Regions from separate parts of the Homo sapiens genome. Here region 2 is linked to region 1. Evidence: chromatin loops called from intact Hi-C (ENCODE). Cell type or tissue: OCI-LY7. All regions are shown on one strand.

Evidence for each region. A loop is a pair of places that touch in the nucleus more often than their neighbours do. Peaks named below come from ENCODE experiments on the same cell type or tissue, not always from the same donor. Only the 100,000 strongest peaks of a DNase experiment are listed, where the experiment ranks them.
Region 2: a loop joins it to region 1, with 2.3 times the contacts of the local background. A loop is called at or near these places in 10 of 110 quality-filtered maps.

What each region holds. Positions count from the first base shown.
Region 1 is chr7:156,813,314-156,821,313 of GRCh38, forward strand. The region is part of intron 4 of LMBR1 (limb development membrane protein 1); the gene reads right to left. Among named protein-coding and RNA genes, the nearest start is that of LMBR1, 76 kb to the right of the region's middle. RefSeq lists an enhancer at 7,375-7,875. In OCI-LY7, CTCF peaks have their summits at 3,876 (motif pointing left) and 7,323; a DNase peak (open chromatin) is centred at 3,848.
Region 2 is chr7:156,638,601-156,646,600 of GRCh38, forward strand. It overlaps RNF32 (ring finger protein 32), which reads left to right and starts at 2,174. Exons shown (of 9, transcript NM_030936.4): 1 at 2,174-2,211; 2 at 5,201-5,292; 3 at 5,899-6,157. The coding sequence starts at 5,278. It overlaps RNF32-DT (RNF32 divergent transcript), which reads right to left and starts at 1,935. Exons shown (of 4, transcript NR_026865.2): 1 at 348-1,935. RefSeq lists an enhancer at 1,605-2,196 and a silencer at 1,765-2,074. In OCI-LY7, a CTCF peak has its summit at 4,235 (motif pointing left); DNase peaks (open chromatin) are centred at 2,051 and 2,551; H3K4me3 peaks cover 2,633 bases; H3K27ac peaks cover 787 bases.

The sequences.
Region 1 (8,000 bases):
CACTACCTATCTATCCTAATGGATTTGCTGATCATAGAAAAAATGTTTTAAAACTGTAGTTACCTACTCTATTTCAAGTTGGCCTCCCCAAATACTTATTGATATCCTTGCCCCTTGTTTAATTCTCTCAACATACAACTCAACAACAAAACAAAGTCTGTTTATTACTAAAAGAGTAAGCCTCAACTCCTATGTCTTAGTTTTCTCTTACTAGATGGAATACTGCTCCCTATTGTGAAATATACGTTCTCTTCATTCTCTTGCCCCAAATTCCTAAAACCTAACTATTCCAGTATACATTTCTACAGTGGGCCTCCAAGATGCTTCACAGATATCATCAAGCTTATTCTTTTTCTCCTTTTCCCACATTCTTTCTATTATGTTCTTTGATACACTCAGAAAATAAAGTCTACTCAAATGATGTTGTATTAGAAAATTTTAAAATAATAATGAAATAATTGCAAAGCCTCACTTTGGTTAAGTTCCTTTACACTGTTCAATACCTGCTACTTTGAATCCACATTCAGAAAAAACACCATCTCTTGAAGAAAAAAAGTCCTAGTTTTTTTTTATCTTTTCCAGACAAAGAATTGTTTTAGACTGAAATAACCTCTTTCCTCTAACGAACTAAAATACATATTTATTTCAATACTTAAGCAGAACAGATACAATTGTAAGAATCTAAAATTAAAATCTGTTCAAAATAAATAAAACCTTGCTCTTATTTTAGTGCACCAAGAATAAGATACAGAGCAGAAGAGAACCTAAGATCCCCTTAGCCAACGCACCCATAAACTGAACTTTTTCTTAAAAGAGACTCAATAAATTCCTCACAAATTCCACAACTTACAAATGGTAGCCCTGGGATTAAATCCCAGATCTCTTTTTCTTTCTACATATGACTGAATAATGTCTCATACTTAACATTCTGGGTGAAAAAGGAACAATGTTTTGAGTTTTCTTAATATTATCTGCCAAAAAGAATATATTAGTTTAGTAAGATTTTACTAAGGGAAATAATGAATATGATATTCCATTAATTCTATCAACATAAAACAAAATGCTTAACTGAGCCTGCAATCAGTTTTGTAAAATGGAACAAAACATGTCTGCATTTGTTTTCTCAGTTGTTTACATGTAGGTGTGTACATGTACAAGCAAGGCTTCTTAAAACACCAGGACATCTTTCAACTACAGAAAGGTTTTTAAAAATCTAATTTCAGTAAAATATTGAATATATTAGATCTATTTAGTGTACTATAATGTACTCTAACAAAATCAAGGTATTCACACAATTTGTGATTTTTAAAACCTCACCAGTTCTCAATGGCAGATAGCTAAGTGCGTAGCACTTTACGTCTAACAGCCTGGATTTGCACCTATCACAAATACGTGACCTTGAAGAGGGACTGCAACTCTGTCACCCAGTTTCCTCAGGTATGCAATAGGCTATAATTCACAGGGCTCTTATGAAGAACAGAAGATAAATTAACACCCAATATGTTAAACAAATGTCAGTGCCTCTTCCCTGCCCTGTCTCAACATCATAAAAATGGTACAAGGCCAAGCGCGGTGGTTCACACCTGTAATCCCATCACTTTAGGAGGCCAAGGCAGGCAGATTACCTGAGGTTGAGAGCTCGAGACCACCCTGACCAATATGGAAAAACCCCATCTCTATTAAAAATACAAAATTAGCCAGGCATGGTGGCACACGCCTATAATCCCAGCTATTCGGGAGGCTGAGGCAGGAGAATCGCTTGAACCTGGGAAGAAGAGGTTGTGGTGAGCCAAGATCATGCCATTGCACTCCAGCCTAGGCAACAAGAGTGAAACTCCGTCTCAAAAAAAAAAAAAAAAAAAGTACAAAAAAACTGAAAAGTTCTGACATACACCAGCATTTAGACCATATAACAACAACAAAATGATGCAGGTTGTAACTACAGTTAGCTCTCAACCCTTTCCTTAAAGAATTATTCTCATTAATTTCACTAAAAAAAAAAATTTAACCAGCAAAACCTATATACATAGGTGTTATTGAAAATATTTTAAAATGACAATGACAAAAACCAGGCATAGAAAATCAACTGCAAATAAATACCCCAACTAATTAACAATATCAATGTAGCACAACTGTGCGTGATTTTTTTGTCTGGATATTCTAAGTTTTCTGTAAGAAGCATATAAAGTCCTCTAAAATTCACAAAGCATATATTTAAACATCTTTGTGAAACTCAAAATTCCCCACATCCCTGTATCATACAGTTTCCCCCATAAAATGAATTAAAAGGGCAGAAAATAATAAAGCTAAACTGAGATGGGGATGCTGAGCTAGGCTCACTCATTAGCCACGTGGCTCACTTTACTTACTAGTTTCTCTGAGTGCACAGTTTAGATTTTAGCCTCAGCAAAATTACAAATTACCACGTGTTGGGGAGCCTCAAATATTGCTCTCAAATTGTTGTAACCATGAATATAAATCCTCGAATACTAAGGGTCCACTATGCTTTTATATTCAGAAGAAAAAAAGTTTAAAATCTATTTCTAACTTTTAACATCCAGAGAAGAATTTGAATTTTACTGTATAAAAGGGACATGTATGATTAAAAAGATAAATTCTGGAGCATAAAAGAAGGCTCTTTCTATTGTTATTGATCCATAAACATACATGCTTCCAGAATTTATCTTTCTAATCATACATGTCCCTTTTATACAGTAAAATTCAAATTCTTCTCTAGATGTCAAAGTTAAAAAAATAAAACTTTGCCTTAGGCAATGCTCACAAATCACTAAAAAGTATCTCTTCTGACTAACCAATACACTTACTTTTATTAAAACAAAGATAGTTTATCAAAAGCTAAATGAAAAAAATATTTTTTTTTCTTTCTTCCTTTTTTCTTTTCTCTTTTTGGAGACAGAGTCTCACTCTGCTGCCCAGGCTGGAGTGCAGTGGTGCAATCTTGGCTCACTGCAGCCTCCACCTCTCAGGTTCAAGTGATTCTTGTGCCTCAGCCTCCCGAGCATCTGGGATTATAGACACGCACCATCACACCAGGCTAACGTTTGTATTTTTAGTAGTGATGGGAGACGGGGTGAAGAAATCTTTATCAGTAGATCAAACAAGGAGTAATGTCTGTTGGACAACTGAAGAAAACGATTCAGTACCCTGAATCAAGAAGGGTTCCAAATACCAGTTAATTTAGTTTGTCAAGAAATTAGATGCCTGTTTCATGTACTGATCAACCAGCTTTTTTCAACCTAGGTAATTAAATGCAAAATAATAAGTTTATTAGCCAGAATAAATAAATGTGAAAATTTCAGACTCAACTTACGCTAATCTAATACAATTTGCAATATATAAGAAAGTAAAAATACTATGAGAAGAACATCTAATACATAGACATAATAATGTATCTAAGATATATTGCTAAGTAGTAATTACATTCTTGGCAATTTTGCAAAGCTTAGTAAATTTCTAACATTTTATAAATATACATCAACATACACACATACATATTCCTTAATAATATTCTATAATTTTGATAAATCATTCTTAAAAATTACTGTTAGGGCCAACACATATATTTCATTATACATTATTTCATATTAATTTGTAAAATAAATATTAATCAAATCGCTCTGCTTTAGAAAGGTAAAATTACATATTTCCATATAGTAGTCAAACCCTAAAAAATTCAGCAACACTATAACAGAAACCTATTTGAAAGATATCCAATGCCCATCCCCAGAAAAGGTATTTGAATTTAAAGTTATTTAACTGTGGTTTAAAATAAAACAAAACAAGACTGAATTTCCAGATCACCATAGGATGCATTAACTTCTAGCTCCATCTGCTGGAGTTACAAAATATTTCAAACTACAATATACAATACTATAGAGGAAATAATTTATCATTTTTCCTCACATAGACAAAAGCCTTCATGAATTTAAATTAAAAAATTAATCAGAGTTCAGCCATACTCAATAATTTCCAAAATGACAAAAGTTCAATATTTCAGTAGAATTAAAGATCTAATCCAATTATCAAAAAGCAATTTACACAATTTTTAAAAATTCTACCAACAAAGCATAAGGCTTAGAAAAGAGATTACAGTCTGTTTTCAAGTAGTGTGAGGACTTCAGAATTATTAGCCACTGTTGATTTGGGGTAAAAAGAGACAGAGAGAGAGAGAGAGAGAGAGACAGAGACAGACAGAGAGACAGAGACAGACAGAGAGAGAACTTCAGAATTAGAATAGCCTCTGCTTATTTACTTAGAAGAAAAATAAATAACAACTACCAATGAAATGTGGGACTTTTTATCTTCACATAACTTTTTTCTTAAAAAACAAATAATATGTCCATTGTATAAATGCAAACACCAAATGCAATGTAAATACCAAAAAAAAATGCATATCATAAAATCCTACAAAAAGTTAAACTCTTTGTATTTACCCTTCCAGGTATTTTTTGATGCAGCTACCTACACATGTACTCTTTTTTCTTTTTACAAAATAGGCATTGGATCGTAAATATGGGCTTTTTTCTGGTATCTCTGTATATCAACAAATACCTACATTATCATCTATAATGTCCAGAAAAGCACTCCACTGTTTGGATCGACAAGATATGATTAATTTCCTATCCCAAACACTAGGATTTTTCTATTTGTAATGTTATAAACAATACCTCAATATCCAGTAACTATCTTGATACACATTATGATAAATGACTGAACTACTGAGCCCAAATGACTAGGAACATTTAGTGAACAACAGTACATTAAAATTTATTAGGGACTTACTTTTGACTTAGCATCTATTCATAAGTAAATATAATATTTTCTTAAGTTTGACTGCTTATACTCTAAAAGTCTGGTTTTTTGGATCTTCTATGGAACTTAAAAATGAATTTTAAAAGGATGGATTTTGCATTGTTCCTTCATGATGTCCAAACAGTGTATCGCCTATTCCTGATGACAAATCAAAATAAAGCACACAGTCCTTGCAGTGACTTGTCGGATTCATTGTGGTTATATTTTAACAGACAATCTCAAACTGGGCATTCATGTCACAAATGTTTGTTTTGTCTCTATCTCTGGTCATAAGTGAGTGGACAGCTTAGCCAAAATTGGGCCCCACTGGGGAAAAATCACTCAAAAACTGAAGAATTATTTCCTGGTTTTATTTAAGGGTACAATCTAACTCCATCATTTTCCTATCTTCCAAATTTTTATTGTTATTTAGCTCTTATTTTGATATTAAACTCACATTACTTAAAATTAGCGATTTTAAAGTGAACAATTCAGTGGCATTTGCACTGAACTGTTCATTTGCAATGGTGTGCAACCACCACCTTTACCTAACTCCGAAACATTTTTATCACCCCCAAAAGGAAAACCCACAAAGCAGCTGTATCATTGTTTTTCAACTTATGGAAATGAAGAGTTTCATATTTTCCTATTAATTTTTTAACAGTACACAAGATATAGAAAATGTATAGAAGTGGATACTTTATTTTTTCGGTCCATTTTTTAACCCTTTTTCCTATTTTAACAACAAAAAGAACTTACACTACCATTTTAATTTGTCATCTCTGCCCTATCCTACAACAAACTACAGTTGCTGGCATGTCATGGACCCACACTGTGTGAATGACAGAACACATCTCACAGCATCAAGCTGACAAGTGATGACAACCACCAGCCAAAACCCAGAGGCCAGAGGATCATCATCAGGTCTCCTAACTCCAATGCTCCAATGTCATTTTTCTGTATCACATTTTTCAAGCTATTTTCTCACTGCAGACAGAGATACATCTTGCTTACATGACACAGTTTACTAAGGTTATTATTTTATTTGTGTTACAAAATTCTTGCCCAGAAAAGTAAAGTAGCATTCCAAGGTAATATGGTTAACACATAACATCTCAAACCTGTATCCAAAATCCAAACACTATATTTAAGCCAAACTAAATATATTTGCACATACAAAAAAAAGCATTATCAACACATTTAGCCTCTAATCCATATGTGATTTACACATTAAAGGCACAATCAAAAACATCCATACTGACAATTTTATAAAATAAGCCATTAAATTTCCTTTCAAATTCACTTTTGCCAAAATATTCCTAATGATATAATTATAATGACTTTTATTCCTTCAATCAATCAATATTTATTGAACACTTTCAACATGAAAGTACTAGAACAGATGCTCCATGGGAGATTAAAGGAATCTGAACATTTTCTGAGTACTCACAGAATCCCATAAATGTCACAAAACTGTAAATGACAGATTGACAAATGAATATTAGTGATATAACTGTGCTCTGGGGAAAAGGAAATAACCAGACCGTTCGTGAACTTCTGGACACTGGCTCTGAACTGACACTGATCCTAGGAGACCTTCCCTGTGGCTCTCCAGTCAGAGTAGGGGCTTATGGAGGTCAGGTAATCAGTGGAATTTTAGCAGAGGCCCAACTCAGAGCGGGTCCCTGAACCCATCCTGTGGTTGTCTCCTCTCTTCCAGAAGGCAATTAATGGAATGGAATGGCTAGCAGAATCCCCATACTGATTTCCTGACCTGTGGAGTGAGGGCTATTATGGTGGGAAAGACCAAGTGGAAGCTACTAGAACTGCATCTACCTGGGAAAACAGTAAACCAAAACCAATACTGCATTCTTAGAGGGATTTCAGAGATTACTGCCACCGTCGAGGACTTGAAAGATGCAGGGGTGGGGATTCCCACTACACCCCCATTCGATTCTTATCTGGTCTGTGCAGAAGACAGACAGAGCTTCCAGAATAACAGAAGATTATCGTTAAGCTTAACTAGGTGGTGAGTCCAATTACAGCTGCTGTACCAGATGTGGCTTCATTGCCTGAACAAATTAACATGCCACCTATCTGGTATGCAGCTACTGATCTGGCAAATGCTTTTCTCTCTGTCCCTGTTAGTAAAGACCACTAGAAGCAGTTTGCTTTCAGCTGACAAGGCCAGCAATACGCCTTCACTGCCCTACGTCAAGGGTATATAAATTCTGTAGCCCTGTATTATAATTTAGTTCACAGAAATCTTGATCACCTTTCCCTTCCATAGGATATTAATATCACACTGGCCCATTATGTTGACGATATTTTGCTGATTGTAACTAGTGAGTGAGAAGTTAACAACCACTCTAAACTTATTGGTAAGACATTTGTGTGTCAAAAAGTGGGAAATAAATCTGACAAAAATTTAGGGGCCTTCTATCTCAGTGAAATTTCTAGGGGTCCAGTGTTGTAGGGTATATGGAGATATCCTTTCTAAGGTGAAGGATAAATTGTTGAATCTGGCGCCTCCTGCATCAAAAAAGAGGCATAACATCTAGCAGGCCTCTCTGGACTTCGAAGACAACACATTTCTCATTTGCGTGTGTTGCTCCAGCTGGTTTACTGAGCGGCCTGAAAAGCTGCTGGTTTTGAGTACAGCCCAGAAGGAGGGAAGGCTCTGCGGCAGCTCCAGGCTCTGTGCAGGCTGCTCTGCCTCCTGGGCCACATGACCCAGCAGATCCAAGGGTGTCTGAAAGGGCAGAGGCAGAGACGCATGCTGTGTGGAGCCTTTGGCAGGTTCCTCTCAAGGTGAACTGCAGCACAGGCCCTTAGGATGTTGGGGCAACGCCCTGCCATCCTTGTGGGTAACAACTGCCTTTGAGAAACAGCTCTTGACCCACTATGGGGCTTTAGTAGGGATTGAATGCTGAAACATGGACCACCAAGTTACCATGGGACCTGAGTTGCCCATCATGAACTGAATGTTTTCCGACCCACCAAGCCAGAAAGTTGGGTGTGCACAGCAGCATTCCATCATCAAATGGAAGTGGTACATGTCTGGGCCTAAGTAGGCCCTAAAGGCACAAGTTACATAAAGAAGTGCCGCCAATGCCGACGGTCCCCACTCCCGCTACGCTGCCTTCTCTCTCCCAGCCTGCACCTACAGTCTCCTGGAGAGTTCCCTA
Region 2 (8,000 bases), 170 kb before region 1:
TAATAGCATGCATAGATATCATTCCAATTTTTCCTGTTGCAAGTAACAGAAAACCAGACCCCATCTGGCTGAAGCCAGTAAGAGAAAAGACTAACAGGAGGGCCAGCCTCAGGACTCAAATACGTCACCAGGACATGGGTTGCGTCCCAGTCTCAGCTCTGCCAGTTCCTGTAGAACCCTCCTTCCAAGGTTCACAGGGTGGCTACCATAGCTTCAGGCCCTCACCTCATGATAAGACAGCAATACAACTGCCATTTCATGTCTGTTGCTGTTTCTACATTCAGTTAGAATTAAATAAATTTTCCAGTAGCACCCACAAAAATACTGAGTCCACCTGGTTGGCCTACCTAGATATATCGCCAGCCCTGATCAAGTCACTGGTCACGGGCCTGGATTTTCTGGTTCGCTTAGGCTAATCATACGTCCCATCCCAGGACTGAAGAAGTACCAGGGCTGTTGCTGGAGAGTGGCTAATGTCCCCTTTACAAATAAGGAGCTCATGGTTTAGGAAGATGAGCTTGCCAAAAATCACACACTTGTAAAATAAGTCAAAATTTGAACTTAAGTCTACTTATCTGAGCCCAAAGTCTTACAACCATTTATGGCTGTTATCCTAACACCTACGTCGCGGAACGGAAGAGTCCTAAGACTGCAAAGACCCTTCCTTTTCTTCTAGATCCAGTCTAAGTTGGTTGGTAATTTCTTTAGACCCTGCTTTCAGGGAAGTTTAAAAAAAATTACTTGCATTTGTATATTTTCCTTGTATTTTCGGCCAAATTTCTTCTAATTAAAGTACAACATAAGTTGAACCAACACAATAATTGTCATATTAAGAAAAGATAAAACAAACTTTACTCATTTCTGCTTCTGGGCATGGAGTGTGAGGGACCAGACTTAAGTTCTCAAACAACTACAAAATCAGACCAAAAAATACAATGGTTTCCAGGCACCGGACGACAGGCAGTGCAGGGCTGTGATCCTTAAGAGAAGGGAAGCAGCGAGCCAGAGTATCCAGGCCACAACCCAAATGGAGGCCAAGAGAGGAACAGCAGAGGATACAGAGGGAGGGTTCCAGGGGCCAAGACGCAATCCGAGGGGAAGCCCTTCCGGGGAGAGCTGGAGTCCTGGGGTGGCCTTCTCGAGTCTTCCCGAGCAGGTCTGTGCAGCGAGGAAACATCCGAGGCTGGAGTGAGCCACGCGGAGGAGGAAGAACAGCCCGAGCTCACAGGGGCGGGGAAGAGTTCTAGCTCGCGACAGCCCCTGGGAGGAACCCTGCACTATTTGTGGCGTCGAGTAAAGCACCGGAAGGCTCTGCTCAGGAGCGTGAACGACACCGCCCGCTGCAAGCCTGGAAAGGAACGCGTTGCCTCAATTCACTCCGATGTGTCACACACGCGGCTCAGTCACCTAGGGAGCAGGAAAAGGCCAGCGGGCCACGCAGGGCTCACCCGGGCCTGCATCCAAACGCAAACGGCCAGGCCCACGAAGCAGGAAACACAACCCGCAACGAGAAGCAAAGGGATCCACAGAGAAGGGCCAGGAGTCACGGACGACGCCAGGCAGTCGGCGCCTGCGCTTCCGCGAGCCAAGACGCCTGAGCGGCGCGGGGGGATCGGGGGATCCCCCAGAAAACTGCCCTCGACTAACAGCGCAGCGAAGGGGCGGTGCGCTCGAGACCCTGGAACGGGAACGACCACAGCCACCGCAGGGAAACAACCGGGGCCCAGGCCCAGGTGGGCGGGCGGCTGAGGAGCGTGGCTGCGCCCACAAAGCCGCCGGGGGCTGCGGACTACAGCGAAGCCGGCGCGGGGCTCGGCCCTCACTACACGAGGCCTGGGCGCCTGCACGCCCCCGTGCTTCAGCCCGCGGCTCCCGAACACCCCCGCCAGGCGATCCCCAAAAACGCCCGCTGCGCGAGCCTCGACGGGAACGCACCTGCGTCTAGACGCTGACGCCGTGCGCGGGGCGGGGGCCGGCGAGCATGCGCAGTGTGGTGTGGACAGGGCGTGGTTGGCAAGCATGCGCAATGTGGGCCGGGCGGGGCTGGCGAGCATGCGCAGTATGGGGCGGGGCGGGGCAGGGCTGGTGAGCAAGCCCGCGGGGAGCGAGCGCGGAGGCGGGCGTTGCTACGGCAACGGTGGGCGGCCAGGGAGTTGCCTGAGGGAAAAGGGGCAGACGTCCCTGGGTTCCGGTGTTCGCGGAGGAGTCGAGGCACGGAGAGGCTTCGGGGGAGGGACGGAAAGAAGGGTGGCCCGCCAGGCGGGCGGGGTCCATGGATTCGGGGTGAGGGCCGTCCGCGGCCTCGCTTTCGCCTCCTCCGAGCCGGGCCGGCGATGGCCGCAGCTGTGAGGCGAGGTCGGGTCCCGTAGCGGCGCGCAGCCTCCTTGGGGGACTCGGGGTCCTGGTTAGTTTCCACAGCTCCTTCTATCTGAGGGGTACGAATTTACGGCTGCCTAAAGCCTTAGAACAGTGATCCCACGTCGGTAATTTTAGAACCCGGTAGGACCGGCTGCCATCAGGGGCCCCAGGTGCAGGGTGGTGTCAGCTTTGAGAGGAATTGGAGCCTCGTCACCGCGCGCTTCCTGCATGAGTGGAACCTCAGAAAACGGTCAGCGGGGTTCAGAAGGCAGGAGATAACACCAAGACCCTACGTAGGATTGCATCTTTACGTCGTAGGCTTGGTCTCGTGTATTTTTATTGAGCGTGTTTAATTAGCTGAGGTTACTCGCTTTGGCACCCCAGTGATCGTTTTTGCCACCAAGCTCTGCCTCTTGAGCGTTTAATACTGGGATTTACAAAGCAACGGGTTCCTGTTAATCTTAGCTTTCAATACTGGGCAAGGGTTACGTTTCTAACCCTACCAGTGCCGCAGGCTCATTATATATTGAAGGACTCACCTGGTATTTGGTTTTCTCATTTATAAAGTGGAGTTGGAGTAGGTACTTGAAGGGTTTTCAATACCTTTAAATTCTGAATTTTAAACTCTAAAACTTAATGATACCGTAGGACTTTAAGAGAGTATAGGTTTTAAAAGCTCTTACCTTGATATTAATGACAGTGGTCTACTGTGTAGAAACTTGAGATTAAATTGCAGACTGCAGCTATGACCGGACCATTTTTAGTGTGATGCAAACTGTATCTTCTGCAGGTTATAGGCATTTTGGAAGCAGGAACTGAGAAAATTCTGGCAGTGATCTTTCAGTATTTTAAATTCCACCATTTCTCCAAGTTCAGTTGTCTTGATGAGATACAGGGTGGAACTTATTTCAAACATCTCTTGATGCCAGAATTGAACGGGAACAGAAAAGGGCTGTAGTAAGAACCATCATCAAAGCCTCCAGGACTTGAGCAGCGACTGACGTTTTTACTTCTAACCCTGGATATCTCAGAGATTTGGTTCCACTGTGCTTTTCTATCTCTCCACTCACGCCTTAGTGAGTTTGTTCTTTCGGTTGGAGTAATTTAATACAAGTGTTAGTCCTTAGAAATACATTTTGGATTAATTTCTTTCTATTTTTAGAGTTAGGCCCTCAACACAGTAAGTCTTCACTTAACATCATCCATAGGTTCTTAGAAACTGGAGCTTTAAGCCATGCAGTGTACAAGGAAACCAGTTTCACCATAGGTTAATTGATATAAATAAGAGGAAAGTTCCCACAGCACATTCCTGGTCACAAAAACATCGCCAAACTTCTAAATAAAGACCAAAGCACTTCTAATATGAAACACTGAAGTACATATGAGCTCTACATTTAAGAAATATCATTACCCAATTTCTGGTGAATCCATGAGTGACCGGGTTGTGGAGGGGCTGTGTTAAAGATAATGTTGGCCAAGCCAAAGCTCTGAAGCACCTCCCCCTACCATGCAGTTTCAAAACAAACAGGAGCCACTTCTCAGCCCGCTGGGCCTTTCTTACTGCATCGGGTATTGTCCTGCATCTCTGTGTGAATACCGTATGCTTTACGAGTTTTTATTTGACAATAATTTGTATCCTTTCATTTTCCAACCTGCTTATTCCAGTTCAGGGTGGCAGGGGGCTGAGCCCATCCAGGCAGCTCAGGACCAAGGCGGGCAACAGTCCTGGAGAGGACGGCATCCCATGGCAGGGCACACTCACACTCACTCAGACGGGGACGCCCCAGTGAGCCTCACGTGCACAGCTTTGGGATGTGGGAGGAACCCGGGGTACCTGGAGGAAACCCACAGCACATGGGGAGGACGTGCAAACTCCAAACAGACAGTGGCCCCTGCTGGGGATCAATTTTTTTTCTCATCAGCGTTATAGGGAAACAACATTAGAAGAAATATGTTCAAGGGCCTTCTGTGCCAGTTCCTAGATTACTTGAATAACTTTCTATTTCTCCTCATCACAGTATATTTTGAATACATCTGTCTTCATAAAATACACCATGTCCAAAATCTAAAAGGGCCAATTCCAAATTATTCCACCAGCTTTGAAGGGAATTGAAGCAAGAATAACAAGAGTAAGTTCTGTGTGAAAAGACCTACTTTAGATACTTCAAAGGTTGTCTCATTAATCCTTGCGGCAACCCTGCAAAGCCAGCGTTATTATACCTGCTTTATAGATGAGGAGCCTGGGGCTCAGCTGTGTCCAGTATCTTGCGCAGCAAAGCGGTAGAGTTCAATTGGAACTCAAGTTGGTCTGTCCCCATATTCTGTACTTCTGTGTTCTGGACAGACTGAAGTTAGCCAGTGTTCCTCTTGCGTTCCAGTTTCTTCATTGTTCCCTTTCTCCCCAAAATAAGCATATCATGCTGATTTCCAGCCTGCCAGTTCTTTCCTCCTACCTGTAATGTGCCATCTTCATTTCCCTCTGTGTATCTTTCAAATGCCAGTTTAACTGGTTTTTCCAAGTCTCCAGTGTTAGCCTGAAGTTTTGTAGTACTTATGTATCATGTTATATTTAGCAATGGATTAATTCATAGTAATTAACCATTTGTATTAATGTGTCCTCAGGAGCTCAGGGGTGAACTATTTGAGGACAGGGATGAGTCGAAGCATAACTGACTTGAGTTCACCCCCTTCCTCCAGAACCAGAATGTGTAGCTTAGTGCCACCCTGTAGCAGGCATTCCTGCTGCTTCAGGATCTGTTAGACTCTTACAGAGCATCCTCACAAACTTCATGGTTTTTCTGTGCACTGTAACTTTGACTTTCTGTTGACCACGTCTTTGCAGCAGAAGAATAGAAGGAAGGTGATAGGATGTGATGATAGAATTTGTGATAGCCAAGCAACAACTTTTCCTAATTCGGCATGTTAAAAAATAAGGTACGCTATTCTTTTCTTAAACATACACGTTATTTGACTCATGAAATGTATTTTAATTCAGCCATTTGAGAGTATAAAAACTAGTTTGCAAACCCTGCTTGAACTAGGAATTGTCAGCAGGAATGGGCGATGCCAAGTGTCGCATGGGGCAGTGGACAAGCCAATGGAAAAACAATCTCTGGCGATATTTACTGCAAGCATCTCTTAGCTGTTTGGTGATTTTTATTCTGCACAGGAAATTATTAAGTTTTCACAAAAAGGCATAAGCTGAAATGGCAGGAGTCTCCTTAGTAGTTGCCTGGAGTCTAATTTAATTATAGTGAAGCAGCGTGGGTTTGTTTAGGCATGCACAGGTTTATGGGTCATAATGAATTTATTCATATTATAATTAAGGCTTTCATAATTAAATGAAAAGATATTCCTGTATTGTTAACATAAATGCTGAGACAAGGGTCTGCTCCTACTTAGGTAACAATGAGTCAAGCATTCCTTACTATTTGATTTGGTTGTATGTGCCATCAAGGTTGAGTATTGAAGCCTCAGTTCTCTTCTAAATGATATATTACATAATACTCCTCTAAATATGACTTTTTTCCTACTTTTTAGGGTCACTCATCTAAGAAAGATAACTTGGCAGTCAATGCAGTTGCTTTACAAGATCACATTTTACATGATCTTCAACTTCGAAATCTTTCAGTTGCAGATCATTCTAAGACACAAGTACAAAAGAAAGAGAACAAATCTCTAAAAAGAGATACAAAGGCAATAATAGATACTGGACTTAAAAAAACTACACAGTGCCCCAAACTAGAAGACTCAGAAAAAGAATATGTTCTTGATCCCAAACCGCCGCCGTTGACTTTGGGTAAGCTGACGTAGTCATTCATCTTTTGGCTTATTAGGGCTAAAAAAATCTATTGAGATTAATAGTATAATTTTTTATGTTACAGAAATAACTTATTTATAATTATACAGAGAGGTGTGTATGTATTGAAGGTATGTATGTATTGAAGTTTAAAAATGATAGGGGACCATTAGAGCAAGAAGGTAAAGATAGTAATGGTAAGTAGAATAAGTAAAAATGGGAGAACAAAAGAAATATCTATTGATTCACATTGATAAAAATAAATAATTGAGTAAATAAATGATGGAAAAGAAAAATCCCTTATAGTAGAATGAATATAACTCATAAGGATAGTAGACGGGGATAGAAAATCACCTTTGGCAAACACCACAGTAATGATCATCAATACTGAAATTAGGAATGAGAAAAATTTACGTACAGACACAGAATATTGAGGTAGTTTCTCCAGAGATGCAAGTACATGGCAGGGAGAAAAACAATAACTTCACAATTACTTCAGCTGTACAGTTGTAACGCTTGGCAAGCAGCACCTGAACCAAGTAATCCTAGTTAGGTCAGCAGTAACGCACGGGCCAGCATCATGTGTCTCCTGCTGAAAGGTACAACATCACTTCTGTGGCATTCTTACCAAAATGTATATCTGAATTTAATCATGAGGAAACCTCAGACCAGTCCAAGTGAAAGACATTCCACACAGTTCCTGGCTAGTACTCTTCAAAAGTATCAAGTCAACAGAAGCAAATGAAGACCTAGCAACTGTTCCAGATTACAGGAGACCCAGGGGACATAGCTGCAAGTGCAATCTGTGATCCTGGATCAGATCCTAGTTCAGAAAAAAGACATCAGTGTGACAGAGAACCAGATCTGCAGAAGGCATGTAGGCTAATTGATAGATTATAGCAACATTAATTTTGTGGTTTTGATCTTTGTACCAGGGTTATATAAAAGGTTAACATTTGGGGTTAAGAACATACGATAATATTTTCTTTTTGCAAGTGTGAATATGTATTTAGAGTAAGACCAAAACTTGCAACAAATCAGGAATTTCAAAACAACATGAAATGTATCCCAAACAAAAATCAATAAAAATAGCATAATATTTTGTATTAGTTAGCTGCCTGAAATATCTCTGTAATACTTTTTCCATCTCTTTTGATTGCTAGATACTCTTTGATCATATTTTCATGTGACAATAATTCTGTAATGTCATTCTCTATAGAAATAAGTCAGCCTTACCTCCGTCATGGCTGATTGAAATTCTTTATGATAGGTGGGATGCATATAGCATGCAACTTCACACACATTCTTACTGTGTATGGTATTGCTACAAGTTTGTGCCTGTAAATAAAGGCATGCAAATCAATTCCATTTCTTCTAATTAATAAAAGGAGATGTATTATGCACTTATAATTGTAAATGCTGTTTTTAAGGATATTCGTTTCCCAGTGCTGCCACAAGCAATTAGTACAAACTGGGTGGGTTAAAACAAAAGAAATGTATTCTCTCAGTGTCCTGGAGGCCAGAAGTCCAAAATGGCGCTGTTGGCAGGGTTCTACAGAAGAATCCTAACTTACCTTTCCCTGGTGGTTCCTGGCATTGCTTAGCTTGTGGCAGCGTCACTCCAATCTCTGCCTCTGACTTCACAAAACCTTCTTCTCTAGGTGTGATTGTACTCTCCCTTTCCTCTTCTTATAAGGATACCATTCATAGGATGTACAGCCAACTTTAAACCAGTATGACCTCATCTTAACTACATCTGCAAAGACCCTATTTCCAAATAAGGTCAACATCCAGAGGTTCCAGGTGAATAAGAATTTTGAGATGACACAATTCAACCCAGTAC